Regions from separate parts of the Homo sapiens genome. Here region 1 is linked to region 2. The links are chromatin loops, found by intact Hi-C in ENCODE. Cell type or tissue: MCF 10A. All regions are shown on one strand. Each heading gives the region's core, and the rest is flanking DNA. Links, peaks and the distances in the headings are about the cores only. Region 1 overlaps PTPRD (protein tyrosine phosphatase receptor type D). Region 2 overlaps PTPRD (protein tyrosine phosphatase receptor type D).

Region 1 (10,447 bases), core at 3,481-7,480, 530 kb after region 2:
AGATGTTTATAAACATCCAAATCATTAAATGAATGGATTTTTTCAAATGTACATATTTTCTACTATGGCAATCCCATGAGACTTTTCTCAGTGAGAGAGAACATGTTGATGCTATGTGTTAGAGAGGATCATTTATAATAATACATCTGTTTGTATAAAGACCTGAGAAACCTTTCAACTCTTAAAATGATGCTGTTAAAGGAACTTAATGCCATTGTCCTTGATGCCTTCAAGATGAGGTGTGAACTGCTTATCATTGCATTCATGCCCCTTTGTAATTTAGGCTGATCTCACCCTTCGCACCTCATTGTTGACTCCTTGGGCCATCTTCTGATAGCTACACATTCCAAATATCTTCATCTCTGGATCTCAGCCAAAGATATTTATCTGGTCTAGAATTTCAACAATTCCCCTTCTCTACCTGATGGTGTTCAACCTTGATGCATAATCCAACTTAAATAGCATTTTCTATTTGTATTGCAGAGGTTGCAAACTGGCTTCAGATAGTTTTGTTGATATACACGATAATTTTTTTAAAATTTGAGCATGAATTTCTTTAAGCTGGAATGCACTATCCAGTTTTGCAAACCCTTCCCACTCCCTATTGTTTTACACACATTTATGACATTGCTTTATCTTGTAGACATTTGAGTTGTAACTCTGGAGAAACATTTTAAGCTTATTCCCCATTTATCTTCCCACAGGAAGAATTAAATATTCTGTAAATTCTCATAGAATAGGTTCACACTGTGCAAGTTTAGCTATATGTGTGCAGATCATACGTACCTTGAGATCTCAGAAGGCATGAGTCATGGCTTATGTACATTTTTACCCCCAGCTCTTACACCTTAGTAAGCACTCAATAATTGCTTGTCCAAGTTTGTTGAATTACATATGGCATTTTAGTAATTTTTACAAAAATAGTAAGAGTTTCAAGGCTGGACTGATTTTTTTGGTTTGTGTTTTCACCTTAGAGACTATATTTTTTTCCCTTTATATTGGGGTATTTCTTTATGAGAGCTTACTTTTTAAATTGCCTTTGCCTTACTTATAACTATTTCTGAGTTCCTTTTTCTACCACTCTACATTTCATGTTCTTTCCCACATACCATCTATTCCATGATTAAATTTAGACATAGCTCCCCATTTTGTAGCAATACTAATAGTTCAGGATAGTTGAGCACTTATTCAACATCAAATAATCTTTCTTGCCAACTGAAGAGGCCCTGTCATAAGTGCTTTATATGTGTTACTGCTTTTCGCTTCCCGTGGTAATTTACAAGGAGTAATTTTAGTCTCCCATTTCACAGAAGAAAAAACAGCAGAGGCCAGGTAAGATCAGCTTGCTTGCCTGAGCTCATACTACTAGTGGTGGCAAGGCCATTATGTTCCCCATGTTGCATGGCCCTATAAATCAGGCAGATTCTCCAGACTTTAGGTCCCATGATGGTTTTTAGCTCCCCTTTCTGCTGTCCCTTTGGGGGCATTTCTCTGATTTCTCTGTCAAGCCTTCCCTGGTGACCTGGTCAGAATGAGCCACTCCTTCCTTTCTGATTCCATACCACATTGCTATATTCTGGCCTTTCTTTCACTCTTTCTAAATCAAAGGCAATTGCTAGCATGTGAGTCTTTTCCATTCTTTAATCACTGGAACATAAATAATCACAATAGCTACCAATCATGGAGCCATTACTGTTTTCCAAGTATTACTGAGCAGTCATTTAATCCAGAAAATAGTATATTTTGCTTGCAAAGAGCATTCCGCACAGGGAGGTAATAAGTGATTTGTTCAAGGTCATACAGCATATACATTTCATCCTGATTTCAAAGTCCATGGCCTGTTTACCCATCATTATATCCAGTTCTTACTCTTCGTATTGCAGAGACCACCTAGTCCCTTATACTTAGCTCTTTACTGCACATGTGTAAAGGTTGTCAGATATTTGCCATTATCTCTTCACAGCACATATATATATATGTGTGTGTGTGTGTGTGTGTGTGTGTGTGTATATATATATGTGCAGTGCATGAATAGAGACATATAGTATTGTTTTTATCTTATTTATAAAATGTGATTTTGGGGCAGAACTTTCTATTTATTAAACTGAGATTTTCTTAAGAGGTCATGGATTACATTTTCCTATATCGTCTTAGTCTTCCACTTAGAAACTAAGGCCGTTTTGTTCCACTTTTGAGCCTTGTTCCTTATGTTGTTTTATAGAATAATTTGTGGCTTTATTCTAAACCACATATTCTATAAAGACTATATTCTAGTACCAGAGGGACATGACAACTGATTTGCTCTAAGTATTTGCATTTGTTAGGAATGAATACATTGGGAAAAAGCTGTAATTTCAGTGAATCAGTTATAAAACCTTGACCCATGATACTAGAATGAATACATTGGGAAAAAGCTGTAATTTCAGTGAATCAGTTATAAAACCTTGACCCATGATACTAAATCTTATGTCACATTAACTCTTTTTAAGACAAAAGGAAGACTTTCTATTCATAAGAGAAACATTTATTTATGAAAAAAATTGAAAAGGGGATAGATCACAACTCCTGAATTGATCTTCTAAGTGAAACAGTCTCAAGGAAAATAAAATAAGCTTCCTGAGTATCACTTAAATCTATCACAATCATAGAATCAAACCACTCTTCAGAACTGGAAGGAATAGGGACTGCATACCACATAGAGAGCAATAAGGTCCTAGAAGCACCAACAGGCCACTAAAATGGCCCAGTAAAAAATCAGATGCCAGTTTGGGGTTGTAAAAACTCCTAAGTTCCAATCTTCATAATACTTTTTGACTTTGCATATGGAAGCACAACCAGGAAACTATGTAGGCCATATTCATAGCATAACCATGTACCCCTAAGCCCAACCCAATAGTGATGAAAATGGCCTTTTCAAAGTCAAAAGAAAGATTTTGGAAAGCATTGCATAAGAGCATAAAAACAAAAGACCTTGTGATCCAAAGAAGCTAAGAGTGCTGTGGAAAATTGTTTAATACATTTTTAACCATTCATTCTAAATTCCATTTTTATTTCTTCTAATGTTCCATTCAAATGTCTCTTCAGATCAAAGACCACAAGTATTGCCAAAGCATGTGATAGTTTTGAGATGCTGACAAACGTGAACCATAGACCCATGTTTTCCTTAAACCTGGGGTTTATCTTTATGTGTAAATTACGGAATAGGAGATGCTAGCCTTCTGTAGATGAAAGGTAGGATTGTTAAAAATGCCAACATCTCGATAAGAATGGGTGGAGTGTACAAATTATGTCCTTATTTATGGAAACATTTTAAGGTAAGGAAAAATAATTATGCCATGTGGAACCCATTATGCCAGATTCTGTTTTCATACACCAATAATTCTGTATAAGAAGCAAATGCGTAGTTTATGAAACAACATAGTGTTAAAAACAGGAGGCTGGGTCTTCAGTCTGTTGATGGCACAGTCCTATGATAGAAAAATATCTTCCTTCTGCCAAAATAGTTTAAAAGTAATGGAACCAAAAAAAAAAAAAAAAAAGCATTAAAAGGAATTGCATAGTGTCCCCAGTAGGTATAAAGTGTAAAACTCAAAATGGAGAAGTTGAGGTGCTAGGAAGAGCATTCTGGCTGCCTGATGAAATGCAGAATTTATTTGAAAAGAAGCATAATAGATATAAATGCAGTGGAAGAGAGGTGAGGCCAATAGTAATACAATACTATCTAACTTCAAAATCATATATCAGGTCTATTTGATGAAGGTTCCTTCAAGGGCAACTGAGAACCTATCACCAATCCTGTTCCCATTTCGTGCCTAAGAATAGCAACCAACTCACTTTTGTGTTGTAAGTGACTGTTTACAGAGCATCTCCCCATCACTTATTTTATTTGATGTTTATGATAAGAGTGGCAGATGTGCATTATTACTTTCCTCACTCGCCAGCTAAGGAAATTGAGACCCTGAGAAGTTAAGTGATTTGCTGAAGAAAACGTACTTAACTAGTAAGCGGAATCAGAAGGAGAACCCCCTTTCTGATCTATGTGTATATTATACTGCCATTTTCCATTTTGCTCAATGTGTATCCTACAAATGGGGGTAGAACTGTCCCTAACCTACAAATGAGATGGCTCCTAGCACATAGAGCTGCTCTTAGGGGCCAGCATTGTATGGTAGTGAAAACTCTGCAATTGAAATTGTTCTAACAAACAGAGTTCAAATCTTAGCTGTACTATTTACTGCATCTGTGACCTCGAGCACATTAAACAATCTTTCTAAGACTCAATTTCCTGATCAGTAACGTGGGGATAATAGTGGTATTTCTTTCATAGTATTGGTTTTAAAGATTAAATAAGAGCCGTGTAAAGTGATTCATTAGCCTGTTACATAGAAAGAAGTCAACAAATGTTTACAGTTACTGACTTTTAAAAATTATTGTTTTACCTCACAGTTATTTAAATTGACTCTGTTAATGTCCACAAAGAATACTATTATATTTTCTGGACTGTGAGTTTGAGTTCTACGTAATTGTTGATTCAGAAGAGTAGAAAACATGTGCATGTATACATTAACATAGAAGATGGGTGGCAACTGGAATATTTAACACGGAAAAATGTGTTAAGTACTGTTATAATTATATCATTGCACTAAAATAAATGCTTTGCTTATTAGAACCAATTGTTTCTATAAGCAGGGTTTCTTAACCTCAGCAGTTTGGACATTTTAGATCGTAGAATTTTGGCTATGAGAGCCGTCCTATACATTATAGGATGCTTAGCAGCGTCCTTGGGCTTTGCTCACCACCCTCACCTCCCTTCCCCCACATTGTTACAATAAAAACATGTCCTAGGCATAGCCAAATGTCCCCTTGGATATAAAATCGCCCCTACATGAAAACCACTGCTTATGGTAATAAAACTAATTTTTAATTTTGGCAGAATTATTGGGTCCAAACGATAACCCACCTCAAAGCTTCTAACTTAAAAAAAAAATGCTTATTTGAATGCAACTCTTATTTTAAATATTTGGAGAACTTCTTTGTGAGACTTACTTTAATTATAACCTTTTAAAGCATACAGAGAACTAGGCTCATTACTTGAAAAGAAATCTAATAGTGTTTCTTACCTTGGTCACCAACCATACAAACCATACGCTTGGCTCCAGGTATCTCTTGGCACTAGAAAAATAAATAAATAAATCCACTTTCAAGGACAAAGATGTGCCACCATTACTGGATTCAAAAGAACAGGCCGTAGGCGTTTAACTCTACTGCCAAGAAGGAGTTCCAAAAATATTTTTGCACCATGGCAGCGTTGCATTAAATCTTTGTCCTCTCAAAGTGGCTAGTTTTAAGGGCCATGCTCTTTGGAGTTGATAAATGCTAGTCTTTTGTGCTATGATATTAGTCACATTGCTTCGTATTCACACTTGGTATGACGTCCAGCATTTTGGCAGTTCCAAACAATAAGCCCCAGGAGTGCCCTCAAGTGGCATATGACTTAGTGACTGTCCCTTTCTCATTGTTTAATGGAGGCCAAAGATAACAGATGAGATGAATGGAAAGAAAGTGAGTCATAATGTCAGACTGCCTCCTCAAGCTTGCAGGTTCCTGAAATTCTTTGCCCTTTGATTTTTGAGGGTTCAGATTTCTGGGACAGCACACTTATTTTTAAATCACAGAAATTTACCAAAGATGAGTTGCTTATGAAAAACTTAAATATTTTTCATTTTTTGTTTTTGTCTACTTTCTTCCAAGGGACATGAGCAGTCTTGCTTTTTCTGTCTCTTCCCATCTCACCTCCCTCAATACCTCTTCCACTTCCCCCCAAAATTCTTCTCTACATTGCAGTTCATCAAGGGAGAGGCAGCAGTTAAGTGTTTCACCAGTGCACAGTGGTGCTTGCTGAGTGTATGGTTTGTCATATCTCTAGTATATTAAAAAAAGAACTAGATAAAATGAGTCAGGATTAACTGTGGCTCTTCCATTCCAATGGTAAACAGCCACTTGCTCTTGCTCAAATTTCATTTAATGTCTGAAAGGGAGAGGATGATGAGAATTATGATTATTTTGAGAATATTTCTTTTCTCTCTGTTTTTGTTCATTTGTTTTGGTGTTGAGCATTGAATCATATTTTAAAATACTATAACCGTATTTCTGTTTCTGGTACACCTGTGTGCCACAGGAGTTGGCAGAACGGAGGGTATGTCTGTCAGTTAGCATTGCTACCTACAAATACCAACCCAAAACACTGTGGCTTAAAACCACAGTAATTTGTTTTTTCTCGCAAGTCTGTGGGTTGACTTGGGGCAGGACATGGATCTTCTGCCTATCTCTCCTGAGCTCTTTTTCTCAGTCAGCTTGAAGGGCTGGGAAAGCCAAATGGGGTCTCTCTTTCTCCCCAAGGCTTTTCATCCTGGTCCAGTGGGCTCAGGGTTCTGAGGACATCAAAGGGGAAGCTACAAGGCCTTTTGAGACAATTGCTTTTGCTGCATTCCTTGGTTTAAAACAAGTCAGGGGCCATTCCAGATTCAAGGAATGGGGAAGCATACTCCACCTTTGGATGGGAAAACAACAACTCATTTATGACCTCATTTATTCTACCTCTGAGTGCCACATTGCTGAACCTTATTTACTGGATTGGTGGAACTCTGCTCTCCATGCTCATCAGCCTGGCTAAATACAATGTGAATTTCCCTCCCCAGGCTCGATGAGAGGAGCCAAGCCCCCTAAGCTGACCCCAAAATACAGGGTTTATGAATAGTATGTGAAATAGGTAAGAAAGTAGGAAAAAAGTCCATTCTCAAAAATGCATTTCATAACTGCTACCTGATTACTTCTGGTAAAATATTAGCTTGTGGGTAGGAGAAACTTGTGCTCTTAACTCTCCTTACATCCTAACTCAAAAATATTTTCTTTACATCTTCCTGTAATTCAAGATTTACTGGGGCTAGTGGGCCTCTTTTTGAACTCAGAAACAGGACTATGATTCATTCACAGTGAATCATAGCCGTGGAAGGGACATTTCCAGACTCTCAGACCACTTCCCCTCCTGCAGCCTTCTCTTTTTTTAATTTTTTTTTTAAATTTCAGAGTTGAGTTGAGAAAACAAAATTAGGCCAATGAGGTTGACAGCTTTCCCATAGGCTTCTGCTGGACTCAAGTCTTCAGACTGCGGGTCTAGTATGTTTTCCACTGCAGTATGGTCCTTAAAATTTTGTTCAAATCAATTTGATTAAAGGGTCCCTTAACATTTTCTAGATGCATTAGGAAAATAACCAGAAAGCACCTGTATATTGAGAGGAAGTGTTATGTTTGACACCAAGATGATTGGAGTAGGTAATTTTGACACATTAGACCCAATTAAGCATCCCAGATCTTCAAGCCCATGAATAATGGGAAGAAAGGCTGATGGGTAGCCAGGGAGCACCCTGAATGCACTGGGTACCAATTTGGTCAGTGAGGCTACCGCAGCAGAAAATCGTAGAGCGATGCCAAAGGGAGATGGAGAAGATGTCAGAGATAGATAAACTTGTCCTGCCTTGCGGCAGTGCCTGGAGCTGTGATGGTGGAAACCACTTCAGGCCACTAAAAATTACTTGACATGCTGTCTTGGCAGGCCCTGCTCTGGTTCACAGTGGCTGCCTTGTGTATCTGCCGCTCCCGTTGGAGTGCTAGCCTGGCTGTGCCGTGGCTGTAGCATGAGCTTTTTAGTGTCGATATGCTTGGGAGGCCCATCAGCTACAATTTCCTCATCTCAGGCTCCAGCCAGCTGCAGCAGATGCTATTGTTACCTCTTCTATTCGATAAAGTAGGAAGCAAAGAGAGAAAGAAATTTGTCAATATTGTTTTTCTGCTGGAACCGAAATAAAAACTGTGTGTGGTACACTGTCCAATGATAACCCATGTGCCAAATCTCCATTTTGTGTAACACGCTTATATAAGACTCTGCTTCTGTATTTCTTAACGTAATGTAAATGACCTTCTTGATTCCATTGTAGATGTGTTACAATTACAGCCATTCAGATTTCTCAATTTGGATTTGTGCTATTTCTTGCACTTGCAAACCCTTTGCTTCTGACCATGCCATCTGCTGGAATCATTTATATTTCTTTCACACACTCACAGTGTTTGTTATATGCCAGTATTTAGCTGTGTAAAACTCTGAAATATTGTATATAAATAAACAAATGTTTAGCAAGTATTTTCAAACCCTTTGCCTTGATAACTGGCATTAATAAGGTACATTTGTGTTTCTAACATAAGTACAGCTGCCGAGAGAATTTCTTGTTACAGAAATGTATAAAGTGACACCAAAATCAGAAGAGAATCCCTTTTGAAATAAAAGCTTGCATATGCAAGCAGTCTCTGTGCTGAGGACAAAGTAAATGATGATGAATTCAGCTAGCAAAAATTTCTTTTTGGATACAAAACATAGCTGGGGGTGGGGGCTGTCTGTCTTCAAACTCTCCTAAGTTGCTGGACCTTCCAAGTTATCCCATCAAACTTTTGAGCCCCAATAGGACATTGGTCAGCCTGCAAAGGCTTATTAATTTCTTTCTCACTGCTCTATTCTGATCACCCAGTTAAGTGCAATGTGAATTTCCTTCACAGGACTGGATGAGAAGAGCAAAACCCCCAAGTACAACCCAAACTGAGGGTTTTTTGGTCAATCTATAAAATAGGTAAGAGAGGAGGAAAAAGGGCCTTTTAATTTTTTTCAGAACAGCCACCTGATCTTTTTTGTTGTTGTTGCCATTTTCACCTGGTTGATTTGCTTTTTCCTCTTGAATCCCTAACTACCCCTAGATGTGTATAGAAGAGTTGTGAATTGGAGTGCCTTTTTCTGTGATTTTTCCCTTCACTGCGGTAAGGCTCCTCCTTGTCACTGAAGCAGAGCTTATATTGAGATTTGACCTATGTGTTGTCTAAATACAGATTATTTGAAGATGCTGGGTTTTTTAAATTATACTGTCCTCCAAGCTAAGAGTGAATACTGTAAATGAATGCAGAAGATAAATGTATATAAGATGCAACCTCAAATGGTCACAATGGTAAGCCTCCAAATTTTATCAAGAGCTAGGGTTGTTGGATTTTTGTATGGACAAACAGAGACCACGAATGGTCTCCAGATATAATCTATGTTTTACACATGCTCAAAAACCCTAGTAAAAATCAAATACTTCCTAAAGCAGTAGGCAATTGCATATATAGTAGGCAATTTTAAAATGTTAAACTGATAAATCAAGCTCCTGGATCTTTAAATCTTCATTTTAAGTGTGTCTTAATAAAAACAACTCTGAATTCCATGACTTTCACTACATACTTAGCTTTCAGGATCAAAAAAATGATAATTGTAGAAATGTAGAAAAATAAGAGATATTGGATAAAACTGTATGATCTTGTGCAAGTCACTCACTTGACTGAAGTTATAGCTCTGTAGAAAGGTAGAGAACAGTCTGGTCATTTGCCAATGGCATCTTCTCAGAGGAAAACTGGATAAAATCAGATAGATTAAATGCTTGTTTACTCTGATGATGATTATGATGATGGTGATTGGTTTTCTAGAAATCTGTTTCTTTGAAGAAACAACTTCAGTCCAAATTTTGGTTTATAGGTGGTCAGTCATTCTTCACATCCTAAACTCTCACTTTGTCAACCTGAACCAACTCCAATTCTAATCAATTGGGCAGAGGCTTTCTCAGTCTGGACTCATGCTTGCTACTTAGATTTGAAAAACCATAACCAATCATGTTACAAACCACAAAAATCCTCCTCTACAATCTATGGTTAATATTTCATCCCTCTTTCGTGTGTCTGAAAATGATTGACCTGGTTTCAGACTATTTTCTCTGAGGTACTATAGTCTGAAATCCATTTGCTATCTTGGTTCAATTAAACTCAAACTTATTGGTTTGTAGGGTACAATAGTAAAGCTACAAGCTTAGCAAAACCTCTTCCAGAATTTAGTAAGGAGCTCTGTGAATGTAGTCCAGTTACAAGAGATAGGTATGTATGCCTTTGTTGTTGTGTTTATATTTTCTAAAGGCTTAGGAATAAACACATCTTTAAAATCTGAGATAATAATTCTACATGTAAGTCATTTTTAGAGTGAAGCTTTGTGGCCTGCATACTGTACAAAGGTACAAATTCCCAAGGTGGTCTACATACCTCTTGCTGAATTCTTTGCCTGCATTTCTGCATGGGCAATCTCATCAAGTCACATGGTTTTCTGCTAAAGCTTCACCATATCACAGTTTGGCTATGGCTTAAGAAACCAATAGTCCAGTCCTAGCTATTGGAAGAAGGTGAGTGGGTCTGAACACGATCCTCTTTGTTATTTCTGCCCTGTGGGGGACTTCTGTACACTTAGAAAGTGCTTTACCTTAAGCGGGAACAAAGGAGGCTGTTTTTTCAGAATTTTTTTTAGTTTGGTCATTTTCAAACATACCCC
Region 2 (10,447 bases), core at 4,336-8,335:
GAGATCTAGAAAGAGAATATGCTCATCTGAAACAATGAATAATGTGATGCAATTACACTCATTTCAAGTAATTTATTTTCTGATTTAGGATACACTAGCATGGCTAATTAATTGGGAGTAGCCAGAGAAAGAAGGGGAACAGCTAAGTGCTGGCAATCAGGAGACCTACGTTCCAGCCTCTGCTCTGTCACTACTTTACTGCTGAGAGCTTGGATAAGTTACTTAAACTTCATGGAGCATTTTGCATTTGTTTTTCATCTGTGAAATGGAGATAAGAAGTGTTGCCCTACTTATCGCATGCTGCTGTTGTGAGGCAATAGATGTAAACACATGTGCAAAATTAACAGTGCTCTACAAATGTATCATTTTTACCATTATCATTAATATTTATGACTAGTCATTCATATTGATGGAAATAGTTCACTGTCATAATTGAGGAAAGGGAATTTTGCCATTGGCTTGTTTCTTTCTCTTCTGGAACTTTTCCCAGCCAGTTTAGGTGGCTTTCTGAGCTCAGACTCTTACCCATCAGAAACAATCAGAGTACAGAAGATGCAAATGTTAGATTTGTGTCGTGGTATACACTGCAGGATATGTGCAGAGCTGTTGAGCTCCAATGAACCCATGAAGCTCACTGAAAACTCTTTGGCTTCTCCTTTTTCTGTTCCTTGTGTTTTGCCCTTTCTTAGTAACTGTTCAAATGCCCTTCTTGCATGTGTCCTGATACTGTCCTTTTCCTCCTTTTTTCTATATCCCCTTTTCCAATCTGATAAAGCCTACTGATATCAATGCTATCATCATGTACTTACCTGTACTTAGGTCAGCAAGACATTTATTACTTTTGAAAAATGAAAATTAAAGTTGGATGGAATTCTATAAAGCTGTCAGTTTTGGCTTTCAAAGCCAAAAATATTATATCAATATGCCTACTAAAAAGCATTGCTGAAATCTTATGCTAAACCAAGCATTTGTTTTACAACTGCAATCCTAAATTCTTTGGGACCATTTTCCCCCACATTTAATGTGTGTTCAGTGCTAATTTGGTTTATTCACTACAAACAAGACTGTCTTTCTCAGCATTTTGAAGATTCTACAGAAAGACCTTATGTCACTCATACTGCTATACTATCATTACTACAGCATCATGACCATCCCCAACCTACTTAAATATATCAATGTAATCCAAAAGGAAAATTGGTGGAGCACCACCATGCAGGGTCAAATTCTGGGCAAACAGTGACCTGACCCAAGGACTGATTATTTTAAAATTAATAATAGTGTAGTTCTGAAAATGAACAGTTTGGACCATTCACTCCATTTACAATACAAAATTTGGGTTTGTTCTTTATTGTTTATGATTGTGCCATTTTATTACAGTTTTTAGATGAGCAATTAAAACTCTTGAAAACTCTAGCAAAATCCAAAACATTATTTTGCCATCATGTTCTTTAAATGTCAATATCTTCATTCCTGTGCACAAATATTTTAATGGTATGATAACCTGTTGCCTCCTTTAAACATACATTTTGATACATTAAAAGGGATATTTGTATTACTTTCTAATGGTGCTTTTTCACCAAGGTAATACCTTTGAACCTAATTATTTTATGAAATATCATTTTAACAAATTATTTATATAGTATGTCATATAAGTCCGCTCACGGCCTTAAAAATGACCAACAGTCGTTGAATAGAATAGTCCATTACTCAGCTTGACAATGCAGTTTTGATACACATCTACACTGACCAAAGATTTTAGTAAAAAATTTAAGAAAGAAAAATGATCTCAAAAAGAAGATGTGTTCAAGCATGTTTGGAATAATTTGGATTTGTTTTTCCACAAAGATTCATGTTTCCAAATCGTTTATCTGCTCCCATTCTAAAAACTTTAACAAATACTTGTTGCTCTTTGAATGTCTAGATTTTAACCGGATGAACTTCTCTCATTTTACTCTACTCTCAAAGGCAACATGCCGACTGCCAAGCACTCACCCACAAGGATACCTAAAACATGCATATACTAGCATCTGGGCGAAATTTAGCAATCCCCATTGTGACACATTGCAAATGCAAGTGAAAGGAGAAACGTTCACTTTTGTGGGTTCCAGGCAACTACTCCAGTCTAAACACAGGCTGTTTCCTTTAAAACCACCCTCAACAACCTTCCCACAACTGCTCCTTGCCATGAAACAGCTACCACTTGCAGGATGGGGGGAGCAAAAATGGAAACAATCTGTTTAGTGCACTTTTCCAGAAAATTTCTGCTTTGAGACCTTTCTGACACCATCCAAGTATTACCTGCAGTTGCTGTTTATGCATACTCATAGCTGGGAGATATGCCGATCTCTAGTTGAACAACAAAAATGCGGAGACACAATCCCATCCCTTGAATTGTGCAACTGCTTGAATTAATGTTTGAGAACACAGTCAATTTTAAAAATACGGGAACACAGAGTCCATTATGTTCAACTCACTTTTGTTAAAGAGGGCATGCTACCTTTAGTTTTCAGGTGTTGTAAGTCAAAGGAGAAATGCCAGTTGAGGGACCCAGGTTCAGAAATGATAATTACGGTGCTCTTGGATTAGGCCTCTGTAGCAAATGCAAGATGGCTTTATAAGCCCTGCCCAGCAGATAAACAATCTTTTTTTTATCTTGCCTGGTTCTCCGTTAGCTCTGCAGCTCTCTTTAAGAGAGAAAAAATTATCTGATACAGAAATTTATGAAGGGAGACATTTGATAGGTGGATCACTGATGCAGATAATCCAAAATGACAAATTTTCATGAAGTCACTTTTATTAAAATACTCCACTTATGTTCCATTATTGCCTATTTGCCTTCCTAGTTATATTTTTGCTTTTGTCAGTGAGTTGATTGAAACATGAAAATAGTCTTTTTATATATAAAACAAACATGTCTTGTTAAAAAATAAAATCTATCACTTTATTTCCCCTACTTAATATGACCTTTCACAGATGACTTCTCTGTCTGATATGCATGGTCCTCCAAATTCTGTCCCATCATACCAGTGTTAGTAATAATTGAACAATATTTGTCATCAGTGGGGGAAAAATTAAGCTGTTTCCTGAGGTTTGAAAAAAGTTGCATTGAGATCTTATTCGTGCCAAGTCTTATGGATTAGATACTCAATTAAAGTAGTTGATGTAGAAAATATAAAATCTCACTCAACCTCTGTATTTTAATTTAGTTTTTGAATGCTATTTTATATATGTAAAATGTAATGCAATACTTTTATTAACTCATTATTATTTTGTAGTTATTCAATTCAATCCATATAAAATAGAAATCTGGATTGCCACCTACATTGTATAAATAATCACCAAGAGTAGAATGAGAGAACAGTCAGGCTACCTGGGATGGGGTCAGTTTGTACTTAGGTTTTCCTCTGCCACCATCACCAAACTTTCAGTTTTCTTCTCCTTCCCCTCTATCCCCAACTCTTTGCTTCCAAGTATAGGAGATTCCTGGGGCTCTCAGATAGTTATTTTAAAAGAAAAAAAAAAGTTCATTTTCTCTCAGAGTTGATAATGCCACTGAGAGGCACACATCCTTATATAAAAGAGAATATGAGTAAAAATGGATAATGTCCTACAAATCATACATAAGAGTTGAGGGCATGAGAAGACTGACAAGGGATGAGGAGGGGAAACTTTCAGGAAAGAGAGTGTCTAGGGCAGAGAAGTGAGAAATGGAAATGAATTAATAGGGAAGAGTGGAAGAAGGTTAATGGTGACCATATTTCAGCTAATGAATCAGAGAAAATGTGTCATGAATGTTGATGCAAATCTTTAATTATGTAGCATCTTACAGTTTACAAAGTACTTTTGCCATATTATCTCATTTGCTTTTCGCTAAGGTTCCATGATATAGGCAGATGGGGTGTTACTAATCCTCACTCTGTAAATAAAGAGTTGGAGTGCCAGAGAAGTTTGGTGCCAATCCTGAAGTTCACACAGTAAGAAAGTGACAAGGAATCAAATGTTTATCCAACTCAGCATTCTTTCCAGCTGTGTGCCCCCCATATCTCAGGTTGCCAACGTCTTTACCAGATTCCCAGAGGAGGCTCTTTACTTCTGGCCAGGTCTTTCCATCAGGGTACCCTGAAAGCATTGTTCAGGTTGGTACTGAGTCCTGGGTTCCCCTGGAGGTATGTCCCACTAAGAAATCCTTGTCTGTGTTGTTTTACTGGTGCAGACAGCTCATGGCGAAGGCCCTCTCTGGGGATATCAAAACTCTCTAGGTCCAGGTTCAAAATCTTCCACACATTCTCTGTGTCTGCTTTTAGCCAGACACCATCACTATGTGGTAGCTTACCTCAAAGCTTCACTTAGTGTATCAACCCTCAGAAGCACTTTCTGATCCCTTCAACCTGCACATCTGTCTTCTTATCTAAATTCCAGCCCAGCTCAATCCATACCTTCTGACCATGCTACGAAAAAAAAACATCTCTTTGTAAACTTCTCTTATGCTTATTGTCTTTTCACTCATTTAGCTATGAGTCAGTCTGCATGTACCTTGAGATGAGTGTCTACAACTTACGCTTGTTCGATATTCCCTTCAGCAGGGAACCCACAGGCATTTAATAAATATTCCTTGATTGATAGATTTTGGCCTCTGTCTCTACCTCAACAAAATGAAATATTATGGCTATATTGTAAGAGTTTCATAATGAAAATGATCATCAGCAAACATAATTTATCCTGATGTATTTCACAGTATTGTAGATATATTAAAGTTTCTCCTATCAAAAGCCTTTAATTTGTTTTTATCTTTTTAGAAAGAGGCATTTATTCACTTCAGTTACCTATATAAAATTAGAACTAATCTACAGTTCTCTTTCTTGATCTCAAAGCAACTGTAGGTATGCTTTTATTTTTACCAATTTGATTGGAATTATCAACTTTGGGATTCATTTCTGATGAAAAATAACCTGAATCTGTAATATTAACTCTAAAGGAACTAAAGGGAATGTTTTATGTGCCTGTGGGAAGCTTTAGCACTGTACAAATTAATTGCACTCATCTATAATCTTTCTGGGAGTTACGTATATGCAGGCCAATTGAATCATGAAATTAAACCTGAAACTATTCAAGTCACACAGACTATGGGATGATATTATCTCAGAATTACCTACTCCTCTTCATTAATCTATTGATAAAGTAAACAGTTTTATTATCTTCTGCCCCAGCATTTGTTTGTGGCAATAACTAGTTCCAAAATTTTTACTAAAATTAGATGTTAGGTTGTGATTCTTTATAATGAAATTTCATTCATCATTGAGCCAGTGTTGACTTTTGTGTTCTATATGCTATTTTATGCTATTTTAAGCTTGGGTAAAATTTCTGCCATCTATATTAGTTTCAGCAAATGAACAAACCACAAGTCTGTCCTGTTCTTCTGTATTATTTTAAGCTTAATGTTATTAGAAGCTATTGTGATTGGAGACAATGGAAATCATGTCCATAACCAATTCTGAAGGCAATAGGAAATTGAGAAAGTAGTTCAATTAACAGAAGCTTCCTCTGCCTTTTTAAAGAAAATTATATTTATGTGAGCAGGCTTTCTCCGTGCAATATAGTCTGCATGTTTAAAAGGCAATCATTTCCCCCAGTTTATTCACTTAAATGAAATCACTACTGCTCACAGTAGTATTCCCTTGTCTTGCCCCATGTCAACACTCTGATGTGTGGAGTTGGACTGAAAAAAGATAGGAAATGAAATTCCACAAGTGTGTCAGATTTAAAAGAGCAACTGGAGTTTTAAATAGCTCTCTTGATTTTTTAAGGATTTTTACAAGAGCAAACTACAGGGGGCAGCAAATATTAACAGGCTCCTAGGAGTGTGCTGAACCTCGGAATTAACAAGTGCTATTCGGCTCAACTTCTCTCTGAAGAGAAATGCCCAACTTTAATGTGAAATGTATAGTTTTCTCGTTGCTTTAGCTTTATGATATATGAGAGTTAAATCTAGAAGGCTCTTCCTACCTGTCTTTACACAGTAAACTAAAGTCTGGAGGAGTGTCTCACATTTCAGCAGCACTCATTGTCTTCCCCAAATTCTGCAATCAAGTGTGACATGCTGAAGTGACATGGATTAAAAACCTGGGATTATCTGAGCATTAAAAAGCGAATGCAGGGCACAGGAATTGCACACATATCGGGGAGAGGAGAAAGCATGCTACAAAGGACATTTTATTCTCGATTTTATTTATTCATAGTGAGTTGAAGTCTGTTGGACTTCCCTGAAAAATCTTCCACACTGTTTGAAAGTTCTATTATCTAAAAGATAGTTTCCAACTCTTTGGTGTATTTAAAATCAAACTCACTATCACTGAATTTCCAAAGTAAAACTCTCAGTCTCTTTTTCAAAAGGACAGAGAGAGTGGGAACATATTATCCATTAATAGTGTTGAATTTGACTTATGTTTTTATTTTGGCAACCAAAAAGATAGAGAATGCCAGACCCTCTTGGAAGGGCTTTGATCTTATCCTGGTGTATCTTATAAAATAGTCTCATAGAGGCTTTGGGGAAAGTCTGAAAAGCAGAAAAGGAAACATTGTCATTCTTTCAACTAGCTCAAATCCCCATGTTTAAAAATATCTACAGCTGCTAGGAGGGTTGCAAAGTTCTTTAATTGGTAATTAATATAGTTACTAACACAGTGTAAGAGTACTGCACAAGACTTAAAGGCAGAAGTTGAATCAGTTTCCAAAGTAAAAAGTGAAAAGATAAAGCTTGTGACAATATATATGCAAAAGACAGCACTGCATTGCAGTGAGAAGTGAAGAGACTTGATTCCTTTTTCGGTTTTGCCACAAGCAGATCTCTTGGGCTCTCTGGGCTCCAAATTGTGTGTTGTCTCTCTCTCTGTTGATTGGTGCCATCTACTATTTGTAATTCTTAATTTAAGTTGGTTCCTGTGTTCCTTTTTTGTGATGAAATATTCTAAATTAACAACAAGGACATATCATAAAAACAACTATAAGCCCATCAACCAAGAGTAAATAAATGTTAATACGCCGTTTTACCCCAAAACTACTTTCCTTTTTCAAATGGCATTTTCACACACTTTGTTGCAATATAGCATACGTTCAGTTTACTAAATATTTACTAAGTGTACAGTTTAATGACTTTTCATAAGTTGAAAACACCTGTGCAACCAAAAATTAGATAAAAATATAGGACATTACAAGCATCATGTATGACCACATCTATACCCACTTACAGTTTCTAAGCACCCCCCAACCCCCACATTCTGACTCCTATCAGGATACATGGACTTTTGTTTTTATATAAATCATGCAATATGTATTTGTCAGTGTCTGGTTTCATTTGCCCAACCTTATATTTGCAAGGTTTATCCATACAGTCGCATGCAGTTGCAGACTTTTTTTTTTTTTTTTTTTTGAGATGGAGTCTCACTCTTGTTGCCCAAGCTAGAATGCAGTGGGGTGATGTTGGCTCACTGAAACCTCTGCCTCCCAGGTTCAAGCAATAATCCTGCCTCAGCCTCCTGAGTAGCTGGGATTACAGGCACGCATTACCACACCTGGCTATTTTTTTGTATTTTTAGTAGAAACAGGGTTTTACCACATTAGCCAGGCTAGTCTCAAACTCCTGACCTCAGGTGATCCACCCGCCTTGGCCTCCAAAAGTGCTGGGATTACAGGCATGAGCCACCGCACCTGGCCTAGATTGGTTATTCTTATTGCTGCCTGATATTCCATTGTGTGCGTATCTTCGGGTGTGCTTTACAAAATACAATGTGAGAGATACAATATGTTTGAGCTGTATATCTTTTCTTGTCTATTTTTTTTTACTTCCACATATGCAGATGTATTCATTAATGATATATAAAATTGTTCTGTGGGATTTGAATTTTTCATAAATAGTTCCTTACCATTCATACCATTCTACAGCGAGCTTTTCTTCCCTCAACATTGTGTCATAAATGTGTTTCCACTTTGATAGATGCATCCCTAGTCCATTTTAACTTCTGAAGAGTGGCCCAATTAATATACCACATTTTCAAATGTGTATCTTATTGATGGCCACTTAGGTTATATCTTCCTTGTGCACATGCATAAGAGGTCCCCCACTGCATACCTGGAAGTATGATTGCATCTTTACCACATTGTGCCAAAGTGCTCTCAAAGCAGGTGTAGCAAAAAGCCATAAGAGCTCTCACTGCTCCACACACTTGCCAACACTTGAAATTGTCAGATTGCTATTTGTTTGCTTGCGGATTGTTGGGTTTTGTCAATTTTCTGAGAGTGAAATGGTGTTTCTCTGATTACTGGAAATGTTGAGCTTGAGCATCATGGTCCTTTCTTGGTCACTTCGCTTTCTGTTTCTCTACAAGCCTTTTGTTTTCCACACTCAGCTCCCTTCTCTACTCTCCCTTCGTATTTTGCAGGTGGCAACACAGATTTTTATCTCTTTCTGTCTCCTGATAATGAAAGGTGGCTGCTGCCCAATACAATGCTAATCCATTAAATGATAATCTGTTCACATCTTTTCCTTATTATCTCCAGGAACATGCTTCTGTTTTAACCTCTCTTGTCCCATCAGATTTTTTTCTCTCTTGGTCCGTTCCTATTTGCAAAACAAAACAAAACTCTTCAAATGTCTTCTATCATATATATTTTTTTCCTTTACTCAGCATCCTAATTAAATGTCTAAACTGTTCATCTCTTATCCACCATCAAACTTCTTAGAAAACTTAGTTTTTCTTCTCATATCCTGATGTCTCACTATAGTTGGATTCAACTATTCCACCAACATGGACGTCAAGATTATCAATGACATCTTAATTTCATGACTCACTTTATTGTCTTTATCTTATTTCACTTCCATAGACTTCATGCCTATACTCTCACACTTCCTTCCTTCAGTGAATTATCTGTGTGCTTTTATTTCTCTGGGCCTTTGCATGTCCACTACTTGGTAAAATCTTCCCTCCTCTCAACCTTGGAACTAGTGGTTCTTTCTTCTGAGCTTCCGTAGAACTTTGTCTATATATATACATACATATATATATATATACACATATACGCACACATATATATATATACACTCATATATATATACACATATATATACACTCATATATATACACATATATATACACACATATATATACACATATATATACACACATATATATACACATATATATACACACATATATATACACACATATATACACACATATATACACACATATATATACACACACATATATATATATTCAACTTTGTATTATTATTATATTTATCCATAATAAGAGAGATTCTAAAGGATTTATATTTCTGCATCCCCAGTGCTTAACACAGATTCTTGGAAAATGTTTGTGGCATGAATAAATAAATTGGGCAAGGATTTCTGTGGAGTCCCTTCCAGTTCTAACATAGTGGTTCAGAGTCTGTGATGATGAAGAAAGGTCCTCTTTCCTCCTGCACTGACTCCCCATATCCATCGGCACAAATGGCCTACTCCCTGCTAGAGAAGTCATATGCCAGAATCCAAGGAGTTCTACACTGGTCTGAACAAAATTTCCATCACAAGCTGAGGAAAAGCAGCGTGGATGGAGGAGTTAGTCATACTGAACTCTCCCATGCTGTTAGGGCTGGGGTCAGCAGAGGATCAGAAGAAGCCCGGAGTGGAATTCTGTTTCTTTCCTTTCATCTCCCAAACCTCAAGCACAGAGAAAAGAAAAGCAGGAAGGGAGGGAGTAGAAAGGGGAGAGTATGTGAACGAATAAGAAGAAAACAAGCATTCATAAGGGGACGTTAAGAAGGGGAAGATAATCACAAGGATTTTTAGCCCACTCAGAAAAGCAGAGATAAAATTAAGTCTTATACAAGAGACATAGACGTTGATTTAGATCACCTAAATCTGCCCAACTCCACGACTGCTGGGATTCCCAAGGTGATTTTAAGCAGTCACAGAATGACTTTATTTTGCTTCCAGTGGTTCCTAGAACTCTGTGGCAATTCCTAATAAATGTTTTCAATGCATTTACTCATGACAAAGGGCACCATTAACATACTACTTGGCCCAATTTTGCCATGTCAGGTGTATGAGTATATCCTGCCTCCATCGCTGCGTCCATTGCAGGGAGAAGAATTCAGGCCATTGTGTGGCTTTCCTAGTAAGAAGAAATTGCTGTTTTTCAGAATTATCAGTTGCTAATTTTGTATCAAATTGTACGCTGCTAACTTGTGCATATAACAAATGGCTCTTTAATGTATTAGCATTGTTTTTTAAAGATCACTCTTTTCCACGTATGTTAAAGAACGCTTACCTTAAAAAAAAAAAAAAATTAGATTGACCAGGCACGGTGTCTCACGCCTGTAATCCCAGCACTTTGGGAGGCCGAGGCGGGCGGATCACGAGGTCAGGAGATTGAGACCATCCTGGCTAACA

What was found. A loop is a pair of places that touch in the nucleus more often than their neighbours do. Peaks named below come from ENCODE experiments on the same cell type or tissue, not always from the same donor. Only the 100,000 strongest peaks of a DNase experiment are listed, where the experiment ranks them.
Region 1: a loop joins it to region 2, with 6 times the contacts of the local background. A loop is called at or near these places in 1 of 110 quality-filtered maps.

The regions. Positions count from the first base shown.
Region 1 is chr9:8,361,769-8,372,215 of GRCh38, reverse strand. The region is part of intron 39 of PTPRD (protein tyrosine phosphatase receptor type D); the gene reads left to right. Among named protein-coding and RNA genes, the nearest start is that of PTPRD-AS1, 490 kb to the left of the region's middle. In MCF 10A, for the core only: no CTCF peak of the experiment used is centred there; a DNase peak (open chromatin) is centred at 5,475.
Region 2 is chr9:8,891,335-8,901,781 of GRCh38, reverse strand. All of the region lies in intron 11 of PTPRD (protein tyrosine phosphatase receptor type D), which reads left to right. Among named protein-coding and RNA genes, the nearest start is that of PTPRD-AS1, 39 kb to the right of the region's middle. In MCF 10A, for the core only: a CTCF peak has its summit at 5,841; no DNase peak of the experiment used is centred there.